2 separate regions of the Homo sapiens genome follow, and region 1 is linked to region 2. Evidence: chromatin loops called from intact Hi-C (ENCODE). Cell type or tissue: CD14-positive monocyte. All regions are shown on one strand. Links, peaks and the distances in the headings refer to the core of each region. The heading gives the core; the rest is flanking DNA.

Region 1 (13,024 bases), core at 1,412-9,411, 370 kb before region 2:
TTTTTGCCTGTGTGTATTTAACAGAGACACAGTCACCATAAGAAAAATAATCGTGGTTCTCAAACAATGACGTATCATGGTGTAAAATTACTGAAGACCATGTTAAATTGTTAATTTCACAAGGCACATTTGCCTTTCTGCTGTCCCTTAGAGTATACAATATACACTATGAGATTTTTATATCTTTTTAAATACTTAAACACAGTTTAAATATTCAAGTCCTGGATTTTAGAATGTTTGATACAGTTACATTAGGGGTTGGTTAAACTGCTAGCCCTAGCAACATAAGACTCATTTTAATTACAATATGGTATTATTACCAAGGATGACTTACATCTGTCCCTTAGGTAGAAAAAGGGAACCCAAGTGAATAACCATTGACGATCTCTGTTCTTTGAGAATGAGTTTTTAGCACATTGTGATAAATCTTTGCGAGTTTTGTCAGTTTTTGACTCTTGCTTGACCGTGTATCCTAGAATGAGTCACTGGCCGCCTCTGCCTCTTGAATTTTGTTAACTACATTGCAGGAAGGAAAGCTAGAAAGATAAATATTATCCGATAGTGGAGGCCATCTAAATATTAGAGCACAGCCTCTCTGTCTTTAAAAAGGTGCCAGATACTTGGCTCTAAATTGACTAGATCTTGATCACATTAATTCAGGCAAAGCTGTTTTCCTTAGATCATTGAGGAGGCGAAACGATCCCTTCACGATGCTTTGTGTGTCATCCGGAACCTCATCCGCGATAATCGTGTGGTGTATGGAGGAGGGGCTGCTGAGATATCCTGTGCCCTGGCAGTTAGCCAAGAGGCGGATAAGGTAAGGGATCTGTGCAGACTTAGTGAAAGATTCAGGCCTCGCTGATGGTGGAGACTGTGAAGCTGCGGAACAGCGAGGTGCTGGATGCAAAACAAGCATCGTGAGCTGTGTGTAGGTGACAGGTGTTTTAATCTAAGTTAATTCCCACGTTCCTGTATTCAGATTCTGGTTACCATAACCTAGCATTTCTCAGCTGTTTTCAGCCAGTTCGTCCTTGAAATAATAAATCTATAGTCTTTTAATGTTATTTGAAATTCAAAATTAATATTATAACTTAAAAATAAAGCCATAAGAGCTGCTGTATTTTGAGACATCTCTCACATGTATGTATACCCTCTGCCTGTATTCTGTGGTGACATTATAATATTCTGATAGATACAAAAATAAAGACAGCCTGTTCTTACAATTCTTTGTGAGCTGACTTTTCAAAGTATGTGATACAGTTGTGTTTTCACGGTGCCGCTGGGTTGTTTTGTTTCGCCAAGTGCACTCACCATACTTCTGTACCTTTCCAGTGCCCCACCTTAGAACAGTATGCCATGAGAGCGTTTGCCGACGCACTGGAGGTCATCCCCATGGCCCTCTCTGAAAACAGTGGCATGAATCCCATCCAGACTATGACCGAAGTCCGAGCCAGACAGGTGAAGGAGATGAACCCTGCTCTTGGCATCGACTGTTTGCACAAGGGGACAAATGGTGAGGAGCTGTCACGCCTCTGCGTGGAGGGGGGGGGATGTCTGATTTAAACTGAATAATCATCCACTGTATGTGCTGTGAGATGATGGTGTCTTTTTAAATATGTAAGCCCACTTCAGGTGTTCAAGTCCTGAATTTTAGAATGTTTGATTGCCGTAGGAATTGGTTAGACTACTAGACCTAGCAACATGAGACTCATTGTAATAACAGTAAAGTGCATATGGTACTATCACCAAAGATGACTTAGGTTTTAATCTCTGGTTTTTGGGAAGTAATGCCTTATTGCTGTTTTTACACAGATGTCTGTCAGTGGGCAGCATATATATAACAGCTCTGAAGTGGGCTTTAGTTCACAGTTCACTGTGTGGTTAATCCTGCACACTGTGGAGTGTTTTCTAAATGTAATATATAACCTCTGTAGCCACTTGTGTAGCTCGGCTCCCAAAAAGATATGGTGGCTGTAGCTTGTTGAAACAGTGGTCTCAGGCATTTCTGTACTAAATCAGGCCATGTCTGTAATCCATCCACAGAATGACAGCTTTTGCTTAAAGGTATAGGTACATTCTGCTTTCCATGCTCAAATTCCAAGGGTTTCAATAGTAGCAACTCTTTGTGAGGCAAACATTTAATGTTTCTAACTTGAATGCCTGGTTGTGCTCAAATTTAGCATTTCTAGGGCCGGGCGCAGTGACTCATGTCTGTAATCCCAGCACTTTAGGAGGCCAAGCCGGGTGGATCACCTGAGGTCAGGAGTTTGACACCAGCCTGACCAACATGGTGAAACACCATCTCTACAAAAAATACAAAATTAGCCAGGCCTGGTCAGGGCAGGCACCTGTAATCCCAGCTACTCGGGAGGCTGAGGCAGGAGAATCGCTTGAACCCGGGACGCAGAGGTTCCAGTGAGCTGAGATCGCACTGTTGTATTCCAGCCTGGGTGACACCTGTCTCCAAAAAAAAAATTAGCATTTCTAGATCTTTCTTGGAAATATCTTACATTTCAGCTGTGGTCAGATGGACTTACTTTAGATTTCCTAAGTTAGGGTATGGATACTTTGTGGGATAAGATGTTCCTGAAAAATGTCACCCTGTAGCTAGTCATTGAAGACAGTGCCCTCCCAACAGCTCTCTTTACCAGGTGCGAGTTCCAGAGTGTCCTTGGAAGTAATGAAATTACATTCATCTGAAAATGAAATATAACTGAAATTAGTGGCTTCCTGCTTGGCTTCCAGGAGTTTGTATTTCTTAAGTCTTACTGTGATTCCCTAAATCAGAAAGAGTTGGTTATTGATAGTTTATTGTATGCTATTTTAGGATAATCAGTGTCCTTGTATTTTTCAGATATGAAGCAACAGCATGTCATAGAAACCTTGATTGGCAAAAAGCAACAGATATCTCTTGCAACACAAATGGTTAGAATGATTTTGAAGATTGATGACATTCGTAAGCCTGGAGAATCTGAAGAATGAAGACATTGAGAAAACTATGTAGCAAGATCCACTTCTGTGATTAAGTAAATGGATGTCTCGTGATGCATCTACAGTTATTTATTGTTACATCCTTTTCCAGACACTGTAGATGCTATAATAAAAATAGCTGTTTGGTAACCATAGTTTCACTTGTTCAAAGCTGTGTAATCGTGGGGGTACCATCTCAACTGCTTTTGTATTCATTGTATTAAAAGAATCTGTTTAAACAACCTTTATCTTCTCTTCGGGTTTAAGAAACGTTTATTGTAACAGTAATTAAATGCTGCCTTAATTGAAGGGGTTTGGGTGGATTTTTTTTTCTCAAAATAAGCTGTAGGGACTATTTTAACAGCTTAAACAGGAGCTCTCAAGATGCACTTTCATATTGAGAGGAATATGGGCTTGATCCTCTTCCTATCTAAATGGGTGGGCCATTTGATTGTAGAGGGTCCACCACAGAATTATGGGATGCCTTAAGTGCTGTTACTAGGTTGCTCACAGCCTAACCTGGCGTGTTGTTTAGGGCTGATGGAGACCCATGTGAGCCTTTGCTTTCCTCTGGCCCCGGCCCCACCCTGAACACAGCTCATACACAGAATCAGGACCAGCATGTGCAGAGCTGGCCACCAGCACAGGCTTAGGGCAGTTCAGAACCCACTTGTTTCCCTATCAGAGGGACACAGTGAAGTGGAGGTTAAAGTAAATTACAGGAAATAAGGGAGAAATCTTGCAGTTACCATGTTCAGATAGAGTGACTGAAATTAATTGTACTTACTAAAGTATTAACTAGCTAACAGTGATGGGCCAAGACGCTCCGAGAACTCTACCGGGATTGTCTGTTCTGACAACCCAGTGAGGCAGATACACTTTCTTACTGCTCACATCTTACAGGTGAGTACTCATAATTGGCCAGCATCTCACCACCAGCAAGTAGTAGGGCCAGGTCAATCCCAGGCAGTCTGACCCCAGAGTGGCCCAGCTCATCCCCTACTCTGTTATTTGCTTGTTAATGATTCTCTAGATTTTCTAAAATAATGTTTCTTAGCATTGTGATGATAAAGCTCATGATGAACTTTATCACTAGTTATGCCACCTTAACTAGTCAGATTTCCTAGAATTAGGAAATGGTGACTCTTGTCTAAATTTGGTTAAGTGATGAATTTGGGTTACCGTCTCATGTGAACCTGGAGATTCACCAGTCTTAACTTTTGGGTCATTGTGTTTTCTCTACATTCATGCATTGGATGTTTTGCTAAATAACTCCTGTGGATTTAGGAATGTGTGCTAATAGCAATCTTCCTAATTTTCATGTTTATATGGAACTATGCAGTTGAGTATTGAAAGCTTTAAACTGAGTTTATTTACAAGGACTGAGTCTAGCCTACAGAGAACATACAGCAGCCTTCTTTGGACCACAGTCTTATCCGAGGGGTCTGTGGTTGTATCAGAAGAGCCACTAAACCAATCCCCCTTTCCAAAATTGAACCTCACAGACGTTCCTGTTTTTTGTGATTGAGAAACTGGTCAATGAACAGGAAGACTTAGAGATGTTTCACAAGCCTTTGATTTTTGTTTCATTTATTTGTAATAAACCTCTTCCACGTGATGTCTTTTATTTTTCACGTTCCAGATCACTCAAGTTTTATTTTGCTGGTACTTTGGCCACACCCTCTCCTTCCCCATGTGGAGCAAAAGCAACTTAGGGTGCTTGACCCAAAGGCTAGATTCCCATGTAAGTCCCCATGTATTACTGCTGGTTCCCGATTTCTACACCTGCTAGATTCATTGGAGGTTTGTTAAATGTCCTGTTTTTAATTTCAGCCTACTCAATTTCTATGTGGGGGCAGTTCCAGGATGTCCTGTAGGTGCCAGATTTCATGGACGCTCAAGTCCCTGATAAAAATCGTGGTATTTGCATATAACATACATCCTCCTGTATACTTTAAATCATCTCTATTATTCATAATATCTAATATAAATGATATGTAAGTGTCATACTGTATTTAGGGAGTAATGACAAGAAAAAATCTACATGTTCAGTACAGATGCAATTTTTTTCTCTGAATGTTCTCAACCTGAGGTTGGTTGAATTCAGATGAGGGTCAACTCTGCAAGCAGCCGCTGTGAGGCACAAATGTCACAGGGAGGGCTAAGAGGCCCATCTCTCTGTTACATTGGACTGAATTTCTTGACTCTCATTTTCTTTCTCTAGGTGAAACAGCTCCAACAGATTGAGGGTTGGGGGGTGTGGCCAGAGGAAGGTGACACGGTAGTAACTGACTAATCAGTAATTTGTAAGCATGGAGAAGTTTCTCCAACCTAGGTGTTCCTTGCAGGCAGTCTTGGCAGAATGGGGTCATCTAAAAGCACCAGAAAAGTGGGGACCAAAGGCAAATGGCCGAGAAAGTGTTGAAGGGCAGGAAAAGTGGGGAAAACACGACAAGGTAGTAAAAATATAAATGTGTGTGCCCTATCACTGCTCTAAATGGTTTATGTACATTAAAACTGGTTTTCAAAGTCTGCTCCATGGATCCCTCGGGGTCCTGGGTCTTTCCAAGGGGCCTATGAGTCAAATGTATTTTCCTACACTGAAGTTACTGCCCTTTTCACTGTGTTGACTTTTGCACTGATGGTGCAAAAGCAGTGACCATTAAAACCACACCTTAGTGTGAGTCAGGTAGTGGCACCATACACTTTCAAAAAGAAAATCATCTTTTTGGCCAGGTGCAGTGGCTCGCACCTGTAATCCCAGCACTTTGGGAGGCTGAGGCAAGAGGAGTCGCTCTAGCCCAGGAGTCAGAGACCAGCCTGGGCAACATACACCCTGTCTCTACCAAAAATAAGTTAGTTGGGCCTGATGGCATGCTTATATGGTCCCAGCTACTTGGGAGGCTGAAGTGGGAAGATCCTTTTGAGCCCAGGAGGTTGAGGGTGCAGTGAGCCATGGTCACACCACTGCAATCCAGCCTGGATGACAGAGCGAGACTCTTTCTCAATAATAAAGTATGAATCTTTGACATTGCATAATGAAATGTGTCAACAACCGGAAGATCTGCTCACTAGACCAATATTTGCCAAATATGCATATGATGTTACAGCATCATGCATAGGTACCAGACCTTTTCAAGATGCAAGATGGACCAGTGTGACAGAAGAAAGTGTATTCAGTCTATCACTTGTTGGGTTTTGGTGCAATATCGAAGAATATCCAGTTTTGTGAAAGGCAATTAAAATACTTCTCCCTTGTCCAACTACATATCTGTGTGTGGCCAGATCTTCATATTCCAGAACATGCTGTGGCCAGACACAGTGGTTCATGCCTGTAACCCAAGCACTTTGGGAGGCTGAGGCAGGAGTATCGCTTGAGCCTAGGAGTTCGAGACCAGCCTGGGCAACAAAGTGAGACTCTGTCTCTACACAAAAAAAATTGTTTAATTAGCAGGGCATGGTGATGTGTGCCTGCAGTCTTACCTACTTGGGAAGCTGAGAAAGGAGGATCCCTCGAGCCCAGGGGGTTAAGCTGCAGTGAGCCATGACCATGCTGTTACTGGCGTTGAATCTGCACAGGTCTGCAACAGCCTCAATTCTCGCCTCCTCAGAAGAAAGAATTCGGCTGAGGGGCATAACGCAGGAGAGACCAAGGCAAGTTTTAGAGCAGGAGTGAAAGTTTGTTAGAAAGCTTTAGGCCAGGCGCGGTGGCTCACGCCTGTAATCCTAGCACTTTGGGAGGCCAAGGTGGGCAGATCACTTGAGGTCAGAAGTTTGAAACCAGCCTGGCCAACGTGGTGAAACCCCGTCTCTACTAAAAACACAAAAACATTAGCCGGGCATAGTGGCAGGAGCCTGTAACCCCAGCTACTCAGGAGGCTGAGGCAAGAGAATCGCTTGAACCAGGGAGGCGGAGGTTGCAGTGAGCCGAGATCACGTCACTACACCCCAGCCTGGGTGACACAGCAAGACTCCGTCTCAAAAACCAAAAATAAAAACAAAAAGCTTTAGAGCAGGAATGAAAGAAAAGTACACTTGGAAGAGGGCCAAGCGGGCAACGAGAGATCCAATGCAGGGTTGGGCCTTTCAACTTGGGGTTTTATATGTTGGCGTACTTCCAGGGTCTTGGGTTACTTCTCCCGATTACACCCCAGGCATGGGCTGTCGCATACACAGTGGCCTGCCAGCACTTGGGAGAGGAGCAGGGCAGTGTGTTTACTGGAGTTCTACACATGCTCACTTGAGGCCTTCTTCCCTTACCAGTCTAGCATTCCAGTTAGATGACGCCATTTTGCCTCTTAATGCGCATGCTTGAGCCCACCTGTCCAACTCCTGAGATGTTGTCAGGAAGCTGCTCATCACCAGTTTCAGGTGTTTTCTATCTATTGGGAGACTGCCCTTCCCAGGCACCGGCTGTGACCAATTGTTATTTTAGGGAGACAGTTAACAACCGCCTGACCATCACCTGAGGGTCAGCTGGCATCACCTGAGGGGGCAAAGGGTTAGGGGCCACTCTTTCTGCCCTGCTCATGCCTGACTAGCTACCTACTGTTAACAGTGTCACTGCATTCCAGCCTGGTCAACAGGGTGAGACCCTGACTCAAAAAAAAAAAAAGTGTAAAAGAATCCTAAAACCAAAACATTTGATCCTCATCATAATCCTAGTCATTGACAAGTCCAAGAGACACTGCATAATTTGAATGGACCACTCCCTTATGGAAATAAACTTTTTAACTTTATATAGTTTTCAGTATAAGCAGCTGAAAATGTGCACTTAGCAGGATGTCTTATTTATCACATGATCTTGACGCCTACTGCAAAGACGCAACTGAAGCCAGCAGTGTGGTCTTTCAGCTCCTCGGCTCCCACTTCGTTTGCAGCAGTTCATCGTCCCTCACCTCCTGTGAGAGGCAGAATTCTAAACCTGTGCTCCCAAGAGCCCATCTGGTTATTCCTTCAGGCACTGATCTAGATACTGTGAGAAGGGACTTCACGGATTTCATTAAGGTTACCAATCAGCTGACCTTAAAAGAGGGCAATTATCCAGGTGGTTCCAATGCAGTCACACAAGCCCACAGGGGCTCACAGATAAAGGTGAAAGATACAGCAGGAGACTCAAGAGATGGCGGCCTTGGCAAGGTGCGGGCGCCCACACCTGTAATCCCAGCACTTAGGAAGGCCGAGGCAAGTTGATCACCTGAGGACAGGAGTTCAAGACCAGCCTGGCCAACATGGCAAAACCCTGGCTCTACTCAAAATGCAAAAATTATCCGGGCATGGTGGCAAGTGCCTGTAATCCCAGTTACTCAGAGGCTGAGGCAGGAGCATCACTTGAACCCTGGAGGCGGAGGTTGCTGTGAGCTGAGATCACACCACTGCCTGGGTGACAGAGGGAGACTCTGTCTCAAAAAAAAAAAAAAAAAAAAAAGAACACCCTGAGGATTCCACATGCCATTGCTGGCTCTGAGATACAGGGACCATGTGCAAGGACTGGAAGCTCTGGGAACTAAGTGTGGCCTCCAGCTGACAGCCAGAGAGAAAACAGGAACCCTGATACTACAGTCGCAAGAAACTGAATTCTGCCAAAAACTCAAATACACTTGGAAGAGGCTTTTTCCCAGAGCCTCCTGACAGGAACCCAGTGAACCAACACCTTAATTTTGGCCTTGTGAATCCCACAGCAGAGCAACCAGCCAAGGCTTCTGATCTACATAACTGTAAAGATATAAATTTGTGTGGTTTAAGTTGCTATGTTTGTGAAAATTTGTCACAGCAGCAATCGGAAACGCATATGCTTCTGTCTTGCCTCAGTGGGGGAGGGGAGAGGGAAGGGTATCTTCCTCCTGCCCGAGACAATTCCAATGTCCCATTGATTCCATCTCTCAGAGCTTGTTTCTCATTTCTGCATCTGAGATTGTCTTTAGTGCTCCTCAGGATGCGTTCTGGACTTATAGTAGGATTGCACTGCCCAGATTCCTTGTGGTTGGATGGGGTTCTGTGACTAGTGAGGGTCTCAGAATACAACACCCCAAAATGAAGGCTTCAGAAGCAGCTCTCTCTGACCTCCTTCCCTCCTGTTTCTGGCCCTTCATTCTGCCCTGAAGCTGAAAACCAGAATCCCTCTTCCCCTAGGTGGTCATAGAAACCAGAACCTCTTTCCCTCAAAGCCAGCCACAAAACCTAAAACTATTACTCTAAAACCACCCCCTGTTGCCACTTCCCTGTAAAAACTGGCCATAAAGAAATTATCTGACCTATCTTGTTTGCCCGTAATTCATAAGACCCCCATTCCAGAGAGGGTCCTGTCTGATAACCAGAAGGAAGAAATGCTGCCCTGAGAGGCCAAGAAGAGTCTCACCAGGCCTTGCTGGGGCCCCCACTCAGTCCACTGGCATTAGATCAGACCCTTTTTCTCCAACCGTATTTCCACGTGCTGCCCACACTTTGTTGAACCTAAGCAAAAAAATGGACAGTTTTGTGGCTCATGACTGTAATTCCAGCACTTTGGGAGGCTGAGGTGGGAGGATCACTGGAGCCCAGGAACTCCAGCCAATCTGGGTAACATAGTGAGAGTTCATCTCTACAAAAAACTTAACCGGGTGTGGTGGCACGCACTTGCAGTCCCAGCAACTTGAAAGGCTGAGGCTGGAGGATTGCTTGAGTCCAGGAGTTGGAGGCTGCAGTGAGCCATGATCACACCACCGCACTGCAGCCTGGGTGACAAAGCGAGACCCTGTCTCTAAAACAACCAATCAGTAAAGGACAATTTCCCCTGTGTCTTTGGGTCATCGTTCTGATGGCTCCCATGTCACATAAAACTATGATCAAATAAATTTGTATGCCTTTTTTCCTATTAATCTGCCTCTTGTCAGTGACTTTCAGAGGGTGATACGGAAGTTTTCCCTTAACCCCTACGCTAGTACAGTCCAGCGTCTGTGGCAGCAGTATGATTTCCAGGTTAGAGCATGTACATGCCAAGGCAAGACCCTTCAAGGCTCACTCTTCTGAGCACACAGCACAGTGCACTATTCAAGGCAGTGGCTGCCCCATCCGCTGAGGCTCCCCAGAGGTGAAGATGATGTAAGTCCTCTGGCAACACGCAAGGGACATGGAACATGGTAAGAATCCAGCTCTTTGCTGGTTTAGACCCTGAGAATAGGCTCCTCCTGTCTGTAAATCTCTCTTACCTACACACACAGCCTCCCCTCCTCTGTTAGCACTTTCCAGCATGAATCTCACCTTAAAAAGCAAAAACCAGCCGGGTGCAGTGGCTCACACCTGTAATCCTACCACTTTGAGAGACTGAGGCAGGAGGATCACTTGAGTTCAGGAGTTCGATACCAGCCTGGGCAACACAGTGTGACTCTGTCTCTTAAAAAAAAAAAAAAAAAAAAAAAAAAAAGCCAGGTGTGGTGGTATGTACCTGTAGTCCCTGCTACTCAGGAGGCTGAGGAGGGAGGTTTGCTTGGGCCTGGGAGACAGAGGTTGCAGTGAGTGGTGATTGGAATACCGCACTCCAGCCTGGGCAACACAGCCAGATCCTGTCTCAACAAAAAAAAAAAAAAGAAAAAAAACCAAAGCATAGGAAAACAAAACCCTTCAATTGTGTCCCCTGGAGCCATCTCTTCCTGTTCACTCCGTTACTCTGCAGCACTGTTGTCAGCCCCGCTTCCTCTCCTGCCTTCCACCTTCTGCTCCCTCCACCCACAGCGATGGTCTGTGGACCCCACCCTGCATAGAAACCACTCGTGCTGCAATCACTGTGTCCTTCTGCTGCAAATCCCTGGGGTGCTCTCTGAGTTGGAGTCCTCTTTCTCACACACACAACCTTTTCCTGTCTTTTTTTTAAAAAAATTCTCTTCCTTTGTGAAGCTCCTCTGGTGACTTTCCTGGAGCTCTGCCCTCTAGTTGCTCCTACATCCCTGGCTGCTCCCCACCTCTGGCCGTCCCCCTCTGCGGTTGCCACTTAATATGCATTCAGGGAGAACTACCCTGGGTCCACCAGCATTTACTCAAGGGTGAGGCATGCTGATGACACTTCACCTACTGTTACCAGTGTGAATCTGAAGGGTCTACATCAAATCAAATCCTTGCCTCCTCGAATGAAAGAATTCAGCTGCGGGTCGTAAGGCAGAGGGACAGACTGAGGCAAGTTTTAAAGGAGGAGTGAGAGTTTATCAAAAAGTTTTAGAGCAAGAACGAAAGGAAGCAAAGTACACTTGGAAGAGGGCCAAGTGCCCTGTTTGGTCTGTGACTTGGGGTTTTATACGCTGGCATGGTTCCGAGGTTTGCATTTCTTTTCCCTTCCAAGGGAAAACTCCCACCAAGTCTCTCCCATGACACGTGGGGATTATGGGAACTACAATTCAAGATGAGATTTGAGTGAGGACACAGCCAAACCACATCAGTCAGGCTCACATCTCTGCTTCCTGTTACTGTGCTCCTTCCCTCTCCAGAGGGGCCGAACTTTAATCTTTCTAAAATGCAAATACCATTGATAAGTTCTGCTGCTCTCATCTAAAGGCCTGAAAAGCACATCCCCACCTTGGGACTCAGAGGGGCCAGCCCTACCGGGACTGGCTGCCCTTTTACAGAAGAAGGGGTGGGGTGATCCTGAGGCCGCAGGCATCCTTCTTGCTTGGTCTTCTAGAACAGGAATGCACTGAGTTTGCAGGTTGCTGGCGCCCCAGGACTGATAAGACTGCCCACGTTGGCCAGGCATTGGGATAACTCTTCCCTTGGAGCAGGCTGTCCACCATCTTGCCTCTTAGGGTGCATGCTTGGGTCTGCTTGCCCAAATCCTGAGATCTTATCAGGAAGCTACTGATCACCAGCTTCAGATGTTTCTCTCTATAGGGAGACTGCCTTTCCCTGGTGCTGGCTGTGACCAAGTATTATTTTAGAGAGACAGTTTAACAACCACCTGACCATCGCCTGATGGCCACCTGACATTCCTGGGGAGGTAGACCTCTCCTGCCCTGCTTATGTCTTCCTGACTACCTACTCTAACAATGCACCCCTGCAGAGTTATGTTATTTTACTGAGTTTATAGCTTTTACATTGAGAAAAACTGAGGGTCAGAGAAGCACATTGCCCAAACCCACAAGCTAAACATGAAGCATGGATACACCCAGCTTTTCCCTCCTGAGCCTCCTCTTCTCACCCTCGTCTTCCTCACACTCTCCCTCTGCCATACCCGCCACAGCCACCTCATGGATGACTCCCAACGTTACAGAGCCACATGGGTCTCATACAACTGCCCCCCACAACCAGCCTCCACACTCCTCTTCATAGCCCACCAAAGCCCAGCTCTGTCCAGAGGGAGCGCACCCCATCCCTGGCTAAGTGAGTCAGGGTCTAATCCAATCCCGTCACCAATTCCCCTTCAGCTGATGCCCAGGTCCTCGGCCTCTCCCATGACACAGGGGGCACACAGCTGGGGGATTTCCCTCCCTCTCTAAAACAGAGGTGCAGGAGAGAGCTCCTTCCTTCCCTTCCTGTTGTGGCTGGGATTTGTAAGGCCCTAGGGCCCAGAGAATGCAGACACCAACCCGGGTCCTGACACCAGGAAACCCCCAAACCACCTGAGATCCCTGGAGGACTGTGTGGGAGATACTTAAATGTTACCCTCTTAGCCACTGTCAGTCAGGTTTTCTGTTATTTGCAGCCCAAGAAAACTCAACTGATATTCCAGGCTGAACCAAACTTAAATTGTTTCCTCACAGCCCGCTTCTCTTCAGGATTCTGTGCTGGATAATTTGTGCTGGATAATCTCTAAGCCAACCTCAGGGTCTTGCTTCTTGGTGTCCTCTCAGTCTCTGCAGTAAAAGCAGTTGCATCTCTCAGCAACTCTCCACTCTGCTGCCTCGGTCAGTGTATTAGTCTGTTCTCACGCTGCTACTAAAGACATACCTGAGACTTGGTAATTTATAAAGAAAAGAAGTTTAATTGACTCACAGTTCAGCATGGCTGGGGAGGCCTCAGGAAACTTACAGTCATGGTGGAAAGGGAAGCAGGCACATCCTTCTTCACATGGCAGCAGCAAGGAGACATA
Region 2 (17,060 bases), core at 4,511-12,510:
TAAATAAAATCATTATTATAATGTATTTTTTCTTTACTTCTTGTTTTCTTTCGTTCTTTCTTTCTTTTCTTTTTTTTTTTTTTTTTGAGTCTGAGTCTTGCTCTATCGCCCAGGCTGGGGTGCAGTGGCACAATCTCAGCTCTCTACAACCTCTGCTTCCCAGGTTCAAGCGATTCTCTTGCCTCAGCCTCCCGAGTAGCTGAGATTATAGGCGCCAGTCACCGTGCCCAGCTACTTCTTGTATTTTCAGCAGAGGCGGGGTTTCACCATGTAGGCCAGACTGGTTTTGAACTCCTGACCTCAAGTGATCCGCCCACCTTGGCCTCCCAAAGTGCTGGAATTACAGGCGTGAGCCGCCGGGCCTGGCCTTTTTTTTCTTTTTTACTGGCTTTTGTTATCTTCCCCTACTTACTGATTTGCTTGAGCTCTCTGTGGCCGCCACTGTGTGCACCCACCCTCTGGCCTGGGCTCTGATCCCTGGACACCCAACCTAGGCTGCTGCCTGAGGCTTTGGGACTGAATTGTTGAGGTTGCATACGGAGGCAGAGGGGAGAGGGACTTTACACCATTTAAACAAACACAGATTAAAAAGCTTCCTTGTGTGTGTCTTAATTGCCTCAATGTGCCGAAGAGATTTTCCCTAATTTCTTTCTGAACCTCCAGGGGCTGCCCCTGTCCCCATGGGCATAGTTTCCTTAGACACTGGCTCCCAATCTTGCGCCTCCGGCGTCAGCATCACCTGGGCTGGCTCATGTGAGCATTAACACAGATCTGGTGGAAACACAGACTGCCAGGCCCTGCCCCTGGAGTCTTTCTTTGAATAGGCCTGGGGTGGGGCCCAAGAATGAGCAGATCAACAGGTTTCCTGGTGAGGCTGATGCCACTGGCCCAGGGACCCCACATTGAGGATGGAGAGCTTTGAAGATTTTATGCCTGATGACGGCAAAGGACCCCTCTCAGTGGGCACTGAAGACCAGCAGAGTCACAGACCCCACGAGAGATGTTGTCAGACAGACACAGAGGCATCACGGAATTAAAGTGAAAATGAGGAAGGCAGGTGAGCATGTGTTCATGACTTTCCTGTGCTGTTTTGCCAAAGAGGCTGTTTAGGCCCAATCAGGTGATGTCCCATTTTAATCAATTTCATAACCAGTTTTATTTCTTTGATGATTTGTTAATTTCAAAAGCTGTCCATGCATATTTGCTTACAGCCAAAAATGACTACAAAAGTATTATCAGGGAGGAAGAAAAAGATCCCTTCTCTGTCTTCCAAATATTCCAGCTCCCTTATCAGCACTCAGGAGTCACCTCTTCAGACCTCATTCAGTCCTTTCCAAACACACACGTATGTATGTGCGCTTTGTATTCACATGACTGGGCTAGTGCTGTTGAGACTGTGTTTTTAGTGGTTTTGTTCACATGGTTATTAATCTAGAAGCTCCTGCTGTGTCGGTGTCCCTGAGCCCTGCCAGGCGCTCGTAGCCCTGCCTTCCTGCACGGGGATGTGTGGCTCATGCCCGGTTCCCCACCAAGACTTCAAATTTGAGAGGCTGCGTTATGACTGGCCTTCACTCACTGTGGTGGACCCGGCTCTTAGGCCAGTCCTTGAACATGAAGTACTTGCTTCTTAAATATTTGTTGGAAAAGAGGATATTGTGTAAAATGCATGAACCGTGGTATACTTAACTGTCCCAGTTACTGGACAGGTGGGCTTTTGAGTTAATCAACGGCAGCAAGGCTGTAGTGAAGTCTTTGGATCTGGGGTGCATCTCTGAGGACAGCGTGTTAGGATCCTGGCAGCTTGAAGCATGTTGAGTGACAGGTGGTCTCAGAGGGCTGAACAGAGGAGTTGATGAGGGCCTGTCAATTACGGGGGGAAGGGTAGAGTTAAGGGAACCAACATTGAAAGGATTAAGGGGAGGGACTCTGCAGAGAGTGACCCAGGCCAAGAAGCTGGAACCCGAGAGGCAGCCTCGGCCTAGAACCCGAGTGACACAGGCCAAGAAGCTGGAACCCGAGAGGCAGCCTCGGCCTAGAACCGCAGCCAGGGGCCGGAGTGGGAGGCAGGGCCAGATGTCCCGCTCCTTCCACCCTGGTCCCCTGCTGAGCCAACCCAGAAACCTCATTGGGGCGGAAACTGGGCAGGTGCTGTTGGTGCAGGTCAGCTTCCTAGGCCGAAAGCAGGGCAAGGAAGAGGAGAAGCAATGTGCAGACACACTCTTAGAACAGAATTGCTTCAGCAAGGGCTGTGCCTGTTTTAAGTGTATGCAGCTGCCAAGTGGTCTTTAGAAAGCTGTGGCGATTTCTCCTTTCCCCTGAGTGTCCAAGAGTGTTCTTGCAAGCCCTGGCTGAGATCAGTCTTTTCAGTATTTCCCTACTCAAATGAACCAAAACTCTGGTTTTCAGTTGTATTTCCCCAGCTCTCTTTTGAGCCTAGTACCTGTTAGGATGCTTTTGGCTTCAACCACAAGGACACTGCCTTCTCTTGCAACACAAGACATCTGCGGGCGATGTTGCAGGGTTGCTTCACTGAGTAGCTGGGTGATGCTGGGACCTAGAGCCACTTCTCAGAAATACATTCGCCTTTTCCTTCATGGTCCCAAGGTGGCCCCAGCTGCTAGAAGTGCCACGGCTTCACGTTGCAACACTCAGGGACATCAAGGAAGAGGAGCAAATCCCTGTCGGCGTTTCCCTTTATAAGACAGGAAAACATTTCCAGAAGGCTCCAGCAGAGTATCGTTGCCATCTCACCAACCAGGGTTGCGTCACAAGCCCGTGCCAAACCAGTGATGGAGGATGGCTTGTGTAGACAGCAGTCGCACTAAGCAGAATCAGCATTGTGAAGCGCAATCTTAAAGCAACCATATGTTTATATTATTTGCTATGGCAACTGGGTTGGTTGTCTGAGAGTTGGAAGCTCTGGGTTTCTGGAGGACACAGCATTTATGAGTACGAATTCGGATGCAAATGCCTTCATCTGCCTTTTGAGTGTTCTCTAAAAAGTCTAATTTCCTCGGCTATTTAATGCACAATAAAAATACAGCCAAATCTGTACTAGGTCTGTAAATGGAGAGAACGTTTGAAAATAAATCCCCATGTAATCCCTAAGTCTCATTTAGCCAGTCATTTCAACTTTCACCACCGCTCCACTAACAAAAATAAAATAAGATAACCAAAGAAAGGAACAAGAAGTCCCATGGATAGAGTTGTGTGTTTATTTCTGTTTCCTTGTTGTGCTTTAACAGAATAGCATGGACGTGGTAAAGTGAGGAAACGCCAGGGGTCTCTTTGAGCTGGTGATGGGATACAGCACGTGAAGCTTGTTTTGGGTATAAGGAACCTCTGATGTGTGCTTGCAACTTGTTATTTCTTGCATTTAATTGTAAAATTCTGAGGCTACGTGCTGAGAGCCAGCCTGGCAGGATGCTGCCCGGGGACGGGGACAGAACGGGAGGGATTCTCAGGGGCAGCTGTGGGTTTGGGCTGCGGGGGAGCCCTGGTTCCTGAGCTGAATCGGGGAGAGTCCCAGTTCAGAGGAGAATTTATGACTTGGTCAGAACCCAGGAACAATGCCTCTTCATGTTATTTATCTTATTTTATTAGCAGTGCACACGATCACGATCTTAGTGTGATCTCATTGTGATGTTCATGTTGTTTTGAAGTGCTTCCTTTTTTCTCAGTTTATACCGTTTCAAATAAGAGAGTAGAACTTGGTGAGTCTCGGTTTCCCAGCGTTGCCTTATCTTTTCCTGTGAGCTTTTCTGAGCTCTTCTGATTGGCCATGGCAGCGCCACACCCCTGCCCGCTGGCCAGCCAGGAGGGCTCCTCAGCCAGCTTGGGGCTTGCCTGGCTCCTCCTTCAGACCCCTGCCTGCCCTGCAAAGAGCAGGGATGCTGCCCTCCCCTACTAACCCTGCCCCTCCATCTGCATGGTAAATGCCTTATGCTAAGAATTCCTGGAGTCTGTTCATGCCGCGTGGCTGGTATGATGTCATATTTCCAAAGCCGACAGCTCCCTCTACTGGCCTGGTCTGGAGAACTGCAGTTTGAGTGCCTTGAGTCAGTCAATCTTAGACAACCCAATTCTGTAACATTTTCCAATTTTTAGAGCAGTTTGTGTTTATTGCCTGTTTTTTTTAGATGGAGTTTTGCTCTTGTTGCCCAGGCTGGAGTGCAATGATGTGATCTTGGCTCACTGCAATCTCCGCCTCCCGGGTTCAAGTGATTCTCCTGCCTCAGCCTCCTGAGTAGCTGGGATTACAGGTGCCTGCCACTACGCCCAGCCAATTTTTTGTATTTTTAGTAGAGACGGGGTTTCACCATGTTGGCCAGGCTGGTATCGAACTCCTGATCTCAGGTCATCCACCCACTTCGGCCTCCCAAAGTGCTGGGATTACAGGCGTGAACCATTGCGCTCGGCCAGCCCAGCTAATTTTTATTTTTTGAGATGGGATCTTGCCATGTTGCCCAGGCTTGTATCTAACTCCTAAGCTCAAGTGATCCTCTAGCCTCAGCCTCCCTGGCCTCTTCGGGCCTTGGCCTCTCTGCTGGGATTACAGGCACGAGCCACCTTGCCCACCCTGATACTTTCAATAAATAAACTTTTCCCAAAGGAGTGGTAGGAATGTTTCAGCCTTTTCATCTAATGCATATTTATTGAGCACCCCAGAGCATGCAGTCAGTTGGAAGTTTTAAGCATGTGAGCTGGGTAACGAGGGCTGTGGCGGCTGTGGGAACCCATATATGCATGGGAACGTGGACGATGAGACACCGTGGGTCAAGGGGCACCAGGGAAGACCTGGAGTTGGAAGGGATGGCTCATCAGGTCACCAAGTAAAAAGAGGAGGCAGAATATTCCAGGTAGAGGGACTCCTTGTGCAGAGGCCACTAGATTAGAGGAAGTGTGGCTCATGAGTGAATTACACGGAATGCTGGCTGTTTGACCATAAAGTGGATTGGGAGGGCATTGGCGGTGAGAGCTGAGGGTGAAGAGGTAAAAACCAGCTCATTGAAGAGTTGAGACCTCATCTAAAGAGCAGAGCCCATGGAGAGTTTCGGATGAGTAGTGGGGATGGTCAGAGGCCCCTGTTGGTGTCACCGTGCTGCTGGTGTGGAGAATGAATGGGGGCAGAAGTGGGACAAAGGAGGCTAGTCAGGACAGGAGCTGTGGCCCCATGGGGACGTGGTAGCCCAGGTCAGGGATGGAGAAACAAAGACAGTTTTAGGAAATTTAAACTTTTTTTTGTAGAGATGAGGTCTTGCCATGCTGCCTATGCTGGTCTCAAATTCCCGTGCTCAAGTGATGTCAGAGGTGCAGTTGGCAGAATGTGGTGATTGCTTGGGTGAGGGAGGATGTGGAGGGCTTGAGACTGAGTCCAGCCGTCTGGCTTGGGTGATGGGGTGACTGGTGGTGTTCATCACTGAATAAGGGATGTGGGAGAGGAGTAGCTTCGGAGGAAAGATGTTTTGGGTTTGATGCATTGAGTTTGTAGGATACCCATGATGAAATACTCAGTAGACAGATACTCAGGTAAAAAACTGAAGAAAAGAGATAGAACTGGAAAGAGTTGATGTGGAAGCTTTAGAGCTGAAACTTGGATCCACAGGAGTGTATAGGATCACCAAAGGAGAGTGTATGAGATAAGGAGGGGGCTTAGCAGGCAGCTGAGGAACAGCAGCATTTCAGGAAGGAGAGAACAGGAGCTCAGAATGTTGAGAGGGCGGAAAATCAGAAGGGTGAGCATCTGCATGTCCATGGAAAGAGCGTGTTTCAGAAAGGATGAAAGAGAGGAGTGAGTGGGAAATGCTGGGGAGATGTTGAATGTGATGAGAACTGACAAATCACCACTGAGTCTCATTGTAAGAAGGTCACTGGGGACTGCTGGGGGTGGTTTCAGCAAAGTCAGAGAGTGTCATTAGCAACAGTGAGAGTAGATGGATCTGGAATTGGACTGAAGCGGAGTTGAATGGTTGATGGAGGGTGGCGGGAACATGAAGACGGCCCACAGGGGTTGCTGTGAGTCACATATGCTTTTAAGATGAGAGACCCTTGAGCATGCATGTCAGCTAGTTATTGCTGTGTAACAAACAACTCCCATGCTCTGGGATGTTTTTATTGCTTATGCATCTGTGGATGGGCTGGGGATCTGTTGATCTAAACTGTCCTTGCTCAAGTCTGTGGGCAAGTCGGGGACCTGTTCTTGGGCACTTCGGCTGGGGCAGCTCTGCTGCATGCATTACTCATCCTCTTCCTGGGAGCAGCGAGCCAGCCTGGGCATGCTCTTCTTGGGGAGACAGCTGAGGCACAAACATGCATGAAAGTCTGGATAAGTACATTTCAACCTTCTGCTTCCATCACGCCTGCAAACATCCCATCGGCCAAGGTTCCACTAGACAGAGAACTGGGAAGTCACTTAACAAAGGGCAGTGTGAAGAAGATGGGCCATTAGTGCATTGTAGGAACTAAGGGCCTTCTGAAGGTTCACTAAAATCAACTTGCAAAAGGCAGGTGAATAAGAGAAGAGGCATACAAAAGAGGCCATGTTCCCATAACATGCGTACATGGGAGCCTTCGGAATGAAAACCCAAAAATGCAGGAGGAATTTTCCATTTTTCTGCTTAGGTTCAACAAAGTGTGGACAGTTATGTAGAAATATAGTTGGACAGGCCAGGCACGGTGGCTCATGCCTAGAATCCCAGCACTTTGGGAGGCTGAGGCAGGAGAATGGCTTGAACCCAGGAGGCTGAGGTTGCAGTGAGCCAAGGTCGCGCCACTGCACTCCAGCCTAGGTGACAGAGTGAGACTGTGTCAAAAAAAAAAAAAAAAGAAGAAGAAATATAATGCTAATAAATAGACTGAGTGGGGAAACCCCACAGGCCTGCCTGTCTCCTCGATTCTTCTAGGTTTCTCTGAGCAGCACTTCTTCCTTCTGGGAGTGACTCTCCCTGGAACAGGGGTCTTATGACCTACAGTCGGACATGGCAAGTCAGATAATTTCTTTATGTTAGGGCAGTATTTTTAGGTTTTAGGGAACCTTTAGGCTGGCCTTAGGGAAAAGGGGTTCTGGTTTCAAAGATCTGCCTTGGGGAAGAGGGATTCCAGTTTGGATGGCTGGCCTCAGGGAAGAAGGGACTGAGACATGGGAGGGCAGGAGGGCAGAGAGAAACCTTTGCTTCTGAGGCCTTCACTGTGGGGTATTGCTTTCTGAGCCCCAACAGCATTCTGAGGGAAGTGGGTCTGCAAGGAATGAGAGGTTGATGAGAAACAGGAGGGATCTGATAAATATTCCACAGCAGTGGGCAGGGAGTGGCTGTCAAGCACAGGAGGGGAGGAGCAGGGATAAGCCTCCTTCAGCAAGAGGAGAATCCCCTGCGTTTTCAATAGGAAAAGTGAACTGAGGATTGACGAGGTTCATAAACTTGGAAAGAAGAGCTTTCTTCTCATAAAGGGTTGCAGCCTGCAGGGTGGCTATTGTGGCAGGGAAGCAGCGCCTCTGGCCAGAAGCCAGAAACAGACCCTTCCAGGGGCAGAAGAACAAGACAGAAGAACAATGCATGCTGAAGGAGGTGGCTCAATACACATATTCCATAAGCTATGGGAGAAGCATTGAATATCGATGAGAGGAGAAACACGCAAGTGTGCAATCGAGCTCCGTGCCTCTCCCTGGGACCTGTGTTCAAAAAGCAACAGCGTTAGCATGATCTGAGGGTGGAGTTTTCAGGCCCTGACCTCAAAAGGTGAAGCAGAGGACATGAAAACCCTCACTGCGCGTCCTCTGTGGACCTGCCGGACGCACTCCAAAGCCATGGCCAGTGTCTCTCATGAGGACGGAATGCTGGTCGGTTGTTTCATCCAAATTGCAGAACGGCGGGGCAGCATCAGGCGGTTGGTTTATATCAGTGGAGGAGTCTTTAGAACGGGCTGGTTTCTGTTTAGACTTAGGAAAGAAAGCCTCACGGTTAGCAAGGAATGGGTATAACGAGGCGCATTGCCCTTCCATCCTGTCATAGCCAGGACTCAGTTTTCAAGGGTTCTCTGGGGTCCCCTTGGGCAGGAGGGGGTCGGTTCAGTCCGTTGGATGGCTCAGGATTTCACTTTTCCTTCTCGGAGGCCCGTGAATGTGGGCAGCGTGGGGGGCGATGGGGGAAAGCCGAGGGACTTCCCTTCTGGTGGTTTCTGTTCCCTCTATGAACTTGAAGATGAGTCATCCAGGAGAGGGGTTTGCGTGAGGTCGGTGACTTCCATGTGAAAAATTTAACATTTTCCCCATGGGGCCTGGGGAAGAGTCAACCGGGAAGCACAGGAGCACTGCTGGGGCAGGCTGAGAAGCCGGTCGGGCCCGGGTGGCGTGGGTGTCCACCTCTTTGTGTCCCCCAACGAAGGCACCTTCGCATCCATGCAGAGCGGAACCAGGGGTGTGGCGGGGCCAGGCGTCATTTCCAGCTTTCCTCTTTTGCATACCACAGACCTGTCCATCCACTCATTTAGGAGCTCTCTGAATCAAGCACTCCTCTCCCTCCTCCTGCCCGGGGTTGGGGGCTGGGCTCCATCTCTGCCTCCTGAATGCTCCCGTGGCTTCCTGGTGAGCTCCCCACCACTGGGAGAGCCTCAGGTCCAGGGTGGAGAGGCCCCACACCAGGCCGCACAGCCAGCTGTGAATCATGGTCCTGACCTTGCACTCTTTTTGAACGGCTCTATGCTAGTTTCCCCTTTTTTATTTTTATTTTTATTTATGTATTTATTTTGAGACAGTGTCTTGCTCTGTTGCCCAGGCTGGAGTACAGTGGCATGATCTCTGCTCACTGCAACCTCCTCCTCCTGGTTTCAAGTGATTCTCCTGCCTCAGCCTCCCGAGTAGCTGGGATTACAGGCACCCGCCACCACTCCCAGCTAATTTTTCTATTTTTAGTAGAGATGGGGTTTCCCCATGTTGGCCAGGCTGGTCTTGAACTCCTGACCTCAGGTGATCCACCCCCCTCAGCCTCCCAAAGTGCTAGGATTACAGGCGTGAGCCACCATGCCCAGCCAGTTCTCCTCTTTTTTTTTTTTTTTTTCTTTTTGAGATGGGGTCTTGCTCTGTCACCAGGCTGGAGTGCAGTGATGCAATCTTGGCTCACCGCAACCTCCACCTCCTGGGTTCAAGCAATTCTCCTGCCTCAGCCTCCGGAGTAACTGGGACTACAGGTGCACGCCACCACGCCCAGCTAATTTTTATATTTTTAGTAGAGATGGGGTTTCACCATGTTGGCCAGGACGGTGTGATCTCTTGGCCACGTGATCCACCCGCCTCGGCCTCCCAGAGTGCTGGGATTACAGGCGTGCGCCACTGCGCCAAGCCTATCTCCTCTTTTTTTAAAATAAACTTTTGATTTGAGAATAGTTTATGTTTACAGAGAAACCACAAACACTGTACAGAGAATGCCTGTGTGCCTCACACTGGTTCCCTCTGTTGTTAAGATCTGACGTCCGTGACGCGCTGAACACAATGAATGGACGCGTGTCAATTCACCATTATTAACTGAAGTCCGTTCTTTATTCGGATTTCCTCAGCGTTTCCCGGATTTCCTTTTTCTGTTGCAGGATCGCATGTGGCATTTAGCACTCATGGCTCCTCAGGCTCCTCTTGGCTGTGAGCTTCTCAGACTTCTCTTGTTTTTCATGACCTCGACAGTTTTGAGGAGGACTGGTCAGGTACATTGCAGAATGTTCCTTAATTTGGACGTGCCTGATGCTTTTCTTGTGATGAGACTGGAGTTATGAGTTTTTGGAGGAAGACGCCCGATAAAGGGCTGATGGGCCTTGGTCACCTGGCTGAGGTCATGTTAGCAGATTTCTCCACTGTGAGGTTCTCTCCCTCCTCCCCCGTTTCCGTGTAATAGTCTTTCACAGGAAGTCAGTGCACGCAGCCCGCGGGTTAAGGAGGGGGGAACACGTTCTAGCCCCTTGAGAGTGGAGTGCCTGCCTGGATTATTCAGAATTTTTCTTCCAGATTTTTCTATTCTGCTGGGCACCTTTTACACACAGATTGTCTCCTATAATTTTCACAAATGGGAGGTTGATATTATCCCTCATTTTACAGATATGGAAAAGCTGACTTCCAAAAGACACCCGGATTCTGAGTGGCAGGCCTGGGCCTTGAACCTGGCTGTTCTCAGAGCCAGCTCTCTTCAGTACTGAGCTCATTGTCTACACTATGTTCCAGTGACGCGATTTCATTCAAATTCACTTCCTCCCTGGGTCACTTGTGACCCTCTCTTAAGCAGGGTAGGGCTTATTGGTGGAGAGGGGGTGTTCTGGGGTTCTCTAGGTGAACCTACCCTTTAAAAGGGCTTCTCTGAGGATTTCAGGAACCAAGTCCGATTCCATAATGTCCAAGTTGGACTGGGCTCAAACTAGATTTTTTTCTTTTTTTTTTTTGAGACAGGGTCTCACTCTGTCGTCCAGGCTGGAGTTCAGTGGTGTGATCTTAGCTCACTGCAACCTCCACCTCCTGGGTTCAAGCAATGCTCCTGCCTCAACCTCCTGAGTAGCTGAGAATATAGGCATGCACCAGCACACCCAGCTAATTTTTGTATTTTTAGTAGAGACAGGCACTATGTTGCCCAGGCCGGTCTTGAACTCCTGGCCTCAAGTGATCTGCCTGCCTTGGCCTCCCAAAGTGCTGGGATTACAGGAGTGAGCCACTGCACCTGGCCTCAAACTAGATTTCAATATGGCGTGTGTTTGGGTTCCCTTGTGCAAGGAAGGCTGTGTGTCTCATATATGTAAAGAAAAGGAAAGCTCCTTTTGGTTACTCATCATGGTTTTTAAAGAAGAAAGGTTAATACTTATACATTCTTAGAAGTATTGGGTCCACCTTTGATTTCCATTGAATGGGGTCATCTGTGTGATGAGAGGTATTATTCTGCCATCCTGGGAAAACCCGTGGGAAGCAGGGCGTGATTTCTTGGATCATCGAAAGCTCAGGCCTGTAGTCAGAACAAGTTGACTGCATGTTGGTTTTTCTGGACTCAACATAATACGCAGAACAGATCTATATAATGGGTGGTTTGCTCTGTGGACTTTGAGTTTTTCCTCTTTCCACCTGTTCAAAGTGCTGAGGATATATCAGTGCAAAGGAACATCCTGCAGAAGATTGTGACGGACACGCTATTTCACAGTTTAAAGAAATGGCTCCAAAGGAATTGCAATTCATTTTACTATGCCCCTGGTTAAATCTAACTGACAGGTGCCGCCAAGCATTTAACTGGACCATAAACCAAACTGAGATCAAAGGATTCCCCCACCTTCCCATACCACCCAGTTGAGAGTAATTCAGCAGCTCTGGGTACCTGACAGCTGGCCTTAGCCCCTCCCCGCACATAGTAAAGGACGAGGGAGAGCAATGTGGTGTAAATGAGTCAAAAAAGCACCAGCGACTGGCTGTGAGTCACGCAGCGAGGGGATCGTACCCTTTGTTTCCTGCTTATAACCTGAACACTGTTAGACTCATCAGGGCTTCCTTTTCAAAAAGATACATGGTTCCCCTTTTCACATTTGTGGAGAGCTCAGGAGATGGGCTGAGGTCAATGGCGAGCTTGCTCCTCAGGAGAGTTCACCCCTGATTTTGGTTGCCTGTTCCTTCTTCTTTTGGATTGATGAAGAGCAAACCCACAGGATTTCATACTGGTGAGGCAGCAGCCTGGAGTGGCCCTCAAAGGAGGAAACTGGGTTCCAACCCCGGCAGTACTATCCCTCAGGGTGTGGCTGGGGAGACAGAAGCCACTTGATATATCGGAGGGTTTCATATTGGATTTGCTGAACTGAAGGGGCTAGGGGAGCAGAGGCCAAGGGCGCCCAGCCCTGCCTACTGGAGATCTCAGCCGCAGCGGGGAATCCTGGAGGCTGCTGCAGCGTCATGCTCACGTAGTATTCTGTCTGCAGAGGTGGGCTGGGCTGGGGAGGCACCTCAGGTCTCATGCCTGCCCGACCCCAGAGTGATGTCCTTGCCACCTCTCTCCCATCCCAAATCTCAGGCAGTGCCACCCATTGGAAGTTTCTGTGCAAACCAGATGCCTGTGGAGATTCTGGGCCCAGGGCCCGGCTTCTCCATGATTCAGGTGTTCCTGGGGGGAGGGAGGTGATGCCAAGTTAAGGAGAGAGTGCATAGAAATGTCCACGAGGCCCCTGCAGCTGCGACAGTGGGGGCTGAAAGGAACATGCTTGAGTTGGAATGAATAAGTGGGGATTTCTGAGCACTGCGTCATCGGTGCATAAGAATGGGGACTGTGGCCAGACACAGTGGCTCACACCTGGAATCCCAGCACTTTGGGAGGCTGAGGCAGGAGAACTGCTTGAATGCAGGAGTTTGAGACCAGCCTCGGCAACGTTGGGAGATCCCATCTCTACAAAAAAAAATTTTTTTTAATTAGCTGGGCATGATGATGCTCGCCTGTGAGCCCAGCTACTTGGGAGGCTGAGGAGGGAGGATCTCTTGAGCCCAGGAGGTCCACACTACAGTGAGCTATGATCGTGCTCCTGCACTCCAGTGTGAGTGACAAAGAGAGACTCCATCTCTTAAATAAACAAAAAGGATGGGAACTGGGTACCCAGCACCTCCCCTGGGGTTCAGGAGGAGAGACTCGGGCAGATTGCTCATATTCCCAAGAGTTTCAGACCTCATCAGCAGGGGCCTGGATGGAGGTGGCAGCTCAGGGGAGGGTGCAGCAGAGGGAGAGAGGAAGGAAGCTCTTTCCACCAGGTGTGGTTGGTCACGAAGGAGTGAAGTCTGAGCTTCGGGGACAGTGGTTCTCACCTGGGGTGTTCTTGCCCCACCGATGGCGGTTTGGTGGTGTCTGGACACAGTTTTGGTTGTCACAACCTATGCGGGAGTGGGGGTGGTTGCTACTGGCATCTATCGGGTAGAGACCAGGGATCTGCCTAGTGTCCTGCAGTGCACAGGGCAGTCCCCACAACCAAGAGTCATGCGGCCCCCTGTGCCGACTGTGCCAAGGCTGGGACGGACCCTGCTCCAGGACACTGAAGTGGGGGAGGGGGAGATGTATTCACACAAGGACTTATGAGCTAGCCGGCATCAGGTGGCATGGACAGTTGACCCAAGAGGATGCTCTCCCACTCCATTTTGGTTTTCCATGGGAGAATCCTGGAAACAGCACTGTTGCTGTGACATTCTCCTTATTCACCATTAACTGAGAGCACCATGGGCGTGCCTGGGAATGAGCAGAAAGTTAGATCCTTTTTGGAGGTGCAAGGTGAGAAAGGGGAGAAATCTGTGTTCTCTGAGACATCTCCTTACCTGCTTTGCTTTATAGCTGAGGGCCTTGCCTGCGACACTCTGTGGGATGTGTGTGGGCGTAGGTAGTTAGACACACACACACACACACACACACACACACACACACACGGCGGCGGGGGGAGGGGTGGTGGTGGGTAAGGGTGGAGAGAGAGACTCCTGCTTCTGGGTGGGAACAGGGTGCCAGCGTGAATTGGCACTGTCCTATTGCTATGATGATGACTTTTTCCTCCCTGCAGCTCTGGAGCACTTGGAAGCGGTTCTGAAGCTCATTTGCAGCTTTGCATCTGTTTGCACGGGCGTCTCCTGCTGGGAGTTGAGGCTTCCTGCCCTCATTGGCTGTCTGAGGCTGCGCTCCCTACCTGCCCGCAGCGTCCCTGCCCCCCACATCCACCCCCAGTAGTGTAATGGGACAGCTCCTCCCTCGAGTGCTTTGCCGAAGGGGACCTGCAAGAACCCAAAACAGCAGCGCTGCAGCCAGGGCGGTGCCTTCTCCTTTCCTCTGTTTCCTGGGCTCCAGGAGAATTCTGTCTTGGGGTCCGAGAAAAACTCACACAGCAGACCGGCTGGCCCAGGGCTGACTCAGTGTTTCTTTCTCTCTCTAGGAAGGCCTGGCTGGAACCAGCACATTTTGTGGAAGTGGGAACCAATACACGTGTACACTTCTCTTTACAGGGCACGCTATCATCACTAACTACTTGTTGAACTATTTCCCTGGTCTTGACCTTGAAAGGAGGAACGCGTTCGGGTTCACCGCCCTGATGAAAGCCGCCATGCAGGGTCGAACGGACTGCATCCGAGCCCTGATGCTAGCAGGTATGTCCACCTGTCCTGTGCAGCTTCCAGGGGCCCTGGGACACCAGAGTTGCTCCTTTATGGAATATGTTTTGAGATTAATCACTCCCATAGAAACAATGCCTAGTTGCTGCAATAAATAATAGTTTCTTCACTGACATATACTTCTGTAACTATCTGAGGTTTTAAAAAAGCCACAGCATTGGTTCCCTTCAGGACACCCCTTTCTGCTCCCTGCTGAGCTTTGCAGTGGGTGGCACCTTCCCTCACCTGCTGTTTTCCTCCTGCCCACCCGTTCTACACCCCAAGTCCTGTCCATATCTGTTCCTCCTCAGAAAGGGGTGATCCCTTGGCTGTAAATGGCAAGACTGTGCTGTTGAAGGTGGGCGTAGGGATGGTGGGAACGGCCCAGGCCATCCTAGGTCACTGCTTGCTGGTGGGTGGCATTGCATAGTAACGTTAGGAGGTGATGTGGAGTTGCATGTTAATGTTGGGATGTGATGTGGAGTTGCATGGTAACGTTGGGAGGTGACGTGGAGTTGCATGGTGACGTTAGGAGGTGACGTGTTGCATGGTAACGTTAGAAGGCGATGTGGAGTTGCTTGTTAACGTTAGGAGGCGACATGTTGCACGGTAGCATTAGGAAGTAACATGGAGTTGCAGGGTAATGTTAGGAGGTGATCCGGAGTTACATGGTAACATTAAGAGGCAATGTGGAGTTGCATGGTAATGTTAGCGGGTGACGTGGAGTTGTGTGGTAATGTTAGCGGGTGACGCGGAGTTGCGCGGCGATATTAGCGGGTGACGCGGAGTTGCACGGCGATGTTAGCGGGTGACGCGGAGTTGCGCGGCGATGTTAGGCGGTGACGCGGAGTTGCGCGGCGATGTTAGCGGGTGACGCGGAGTTGCGCGGCGATGTTAGCGGGTGACGCGGAGTTGCGCGGCGATGTTAGGCGGTGACGCGGAGTTGCGCGGCGATGTTAGCGGGTGACGCGGAGTTGCGCGGCGATGTTAGCGGGTGACGCGGCGTTGCGCGGCGATGTTAGGCGGTGACGTGGAGTTGCGCGGCGATGTTAGCGGGTGACGTGGGGTTGCGCGGCGATGTTAGGCGGTGACGTGGAGTTGCGCGGCGATGTTAGCGGGTGACGCGGAGTTGCGCGGCGATGTTAGCGGGTGACGTGGGGTTGCGCGGCGATGTTAGGCGGTGACGCGGAGTTGCGCGGCGATGTTAGCGGGTGACGCGGAGTTGCGCGGCGATGTTAGCGGGTGACGCGGGGTTGCGCGGCGATGTTAGGCGGTGACGCGGAGTTGCGCGGCGATGTTAGCGGGTGACGCGGAGTTGCGCGGCGATGTTAGCGGGTGACGCGGCGTTGCGCGGCGATGTTAGGCGGTGACGTGGAGTTGCGCGGCGATGTTAGGCGGTGACGTGGAGTTGCGCGGCGATGTTAGCGGGTGACGCGGAGTTGCGCGGCGATGTTAGCGGGTGACGCGGAGTTGCGCGGCGATGTTAGCGGGTGACGTGGGGTTGCGCGGCGATGTTAGGCGGTGACGCGGAGTTGCGCGGCGATGTTAGCGGGTGACGCGGAGTTGCGCGGCGATGTTAGCGGGTGACGTGGGGTTGCGCGGCGATGTTAGGCGGTGACGCGGAGTTGCGCGGCGATGTTAGCGGGTGACGCGGAGTTGCGCGGCGATGTTAGCGGGTGACGCGGCGTTGCGCGGCGATGTTAGGCGGTGACGTGGAGTTGTGCGGCGATGTTAGCGGGTGACGTGGGGTTGCGCGGCGATGTTAGGCGGTGACGTGGAGTTGCGCGGTGATGTTAGCGGGTGACGCGGAGTTGCGCGGCGATGTTAGCGGGTGACGTGGAGTTGCGCGGCGATGTTAGCGGGTGACGTGGAGTTGCACGGTGATGTTAGGCGGTGACGTGGAGTTGCGTGGTAATGTTAGCGGGTGACGTGGAGTTGCGCGGTGATGTTAGCGGGTGACGTGGAGTTGTGTGGTGATGTTAGCGGGTGATGTGGAGTTGCGTGGTAATGTTAGGAGGCAACGTGGTATTGCATGGTGATGTGTGTGGCAATTTCCGTTTTCTATGCTGTGTCATAGAGTGGAAAATTCTCAGGCTATCAACCTGGATCAACCCCTCTTTGTCTTTTGCGCCATCTTGGAGAACGCACTTTCCTGTTCCCATCTGTGAAATGGGAGTAATGACCTCTTTCTCCCTCACCTCCCTGAGGCTAAAATGCAACAATACTTTATACACTCCTAGAGGCTATCCAGCTTCAATGAGCTACTAAGCTAAATGCCACACAACTAATAGCTTTAACTCTTTTCTTCACTCTGAAATAGAATCAATGATCATCCTTCGTGCAACCTCATCGGGTTATTTTGAGAATTAAATGAGAAAATATGTGTCAAGCACATGTCGTGTTAGATTCAGTTAGCAGCTGACATCTCAGTGAATGTGCGATGCTGCTTTCACCATTACTTAATTCTGTTATTTTAATTTCTCTTTATTTTTGTTCTTGGCACTGGGTTCAGCCAGTCCTGCTTGGCGCTGCAAGTTCCTGAAGAAGTGGATTTCCTCTCTGTCTTAGTTGTTCTGCTGCTATAACAAAATACCTCACCTGTGTAATTTGTAACTGTAGAAATTTATTGCTCACACTTGGGGAGGCTGAGAAGTCCAAGATCAAGGTGCCGGCAGGTTCGATGTCTGCTGATGCCCCTTCCTTCTTACTGTCTCCTCTCATGGCAGAGGGGACACCGAGGTACCCTCAAACCCTCTTTCATAAGGCACTAGTTTGATTCAGGAGGGCACAGCCCTCATGATCTAATCACCCCCTAAAGGCCTCACCTCTTAATACTATTCCAGTGGGTCTGAAGTTCCAGCATAGGAATTTTGGAGGGTCGTCAACATTCAGACCACAGCACCACCCCTGTCTTGGTTATCCTGAGGGTGGCATCAGAGTTTTCCCAGGC

Evidence for each region. A loop is a pair of places that touch in the nucleus more often than their neighbours do. Peaks named below come from ENCODE experiments on the same cell type or tissue, not always from the same donor. Only the 100,000 strongest peaks of a DNase experiment are listed, where the experiment ranks them.
Region 1: it touches region 2 in a loop (6-fold over the local background); 6 of 110 quality-filtered maps call a loop at or near these places.

What each region holds. Positions count from the first base shown.
Region 1 is chr5:10,261,802-10,274,825 of GRCh38, forward strand. CCT5 (chaperonin containing TCP1 subunit 5) reads left to right here. Exons shown (of 11, transcript NM_012073.5): 9 at 680-817; 10 at 1,333-1,513; 11 at 2,855-4,588. The coding sequence ends at 2,982. Among named protein-coding and RNA genes, the nearest start is that of CCT5, 18 kb to the left of the region's middle. In CD14-positive monocyte, for the core only: no CTCF peak of the experiment used is centred there; DNase peaks (open chromatin) are centred at 3,000, 4,520, 5,590, 5,960 and 1 weaker place; H3K27ac peaks cover 5,154 bases.
Region 2 is chr5:10,624,062-10,641,121 of GRCh38, forward strand. It overlaps ANKRD33B (ankyrin repeat domain 33B), which reads left to right. Exons shown (of 4, transcript NM_001164440.2): 3 at 13,967-14,107. Among named protein-coding and RNA genes, the nearest start is that of ANKRD33B, 69 kb to the left of the region's middle. RefSeq lists enhancers at 7,314-7,453, 7,441-8,183, 7,484-7,563, 7,614-7,693, 7,864-8,523 and 6 more and silencers at 9,704-9,793, 11,246-11,375. In CD14-positive monocyte, for the core only: no CTCF peak of the experiment used is centred there; DNase peaks (open chromatin) are centred at 6,900, 8,210, 8,640, 11,460 and 2 weaker places; H3K4me3 peaks cover 3,125 bases; H3K27ac peaks cover 5,322 bases.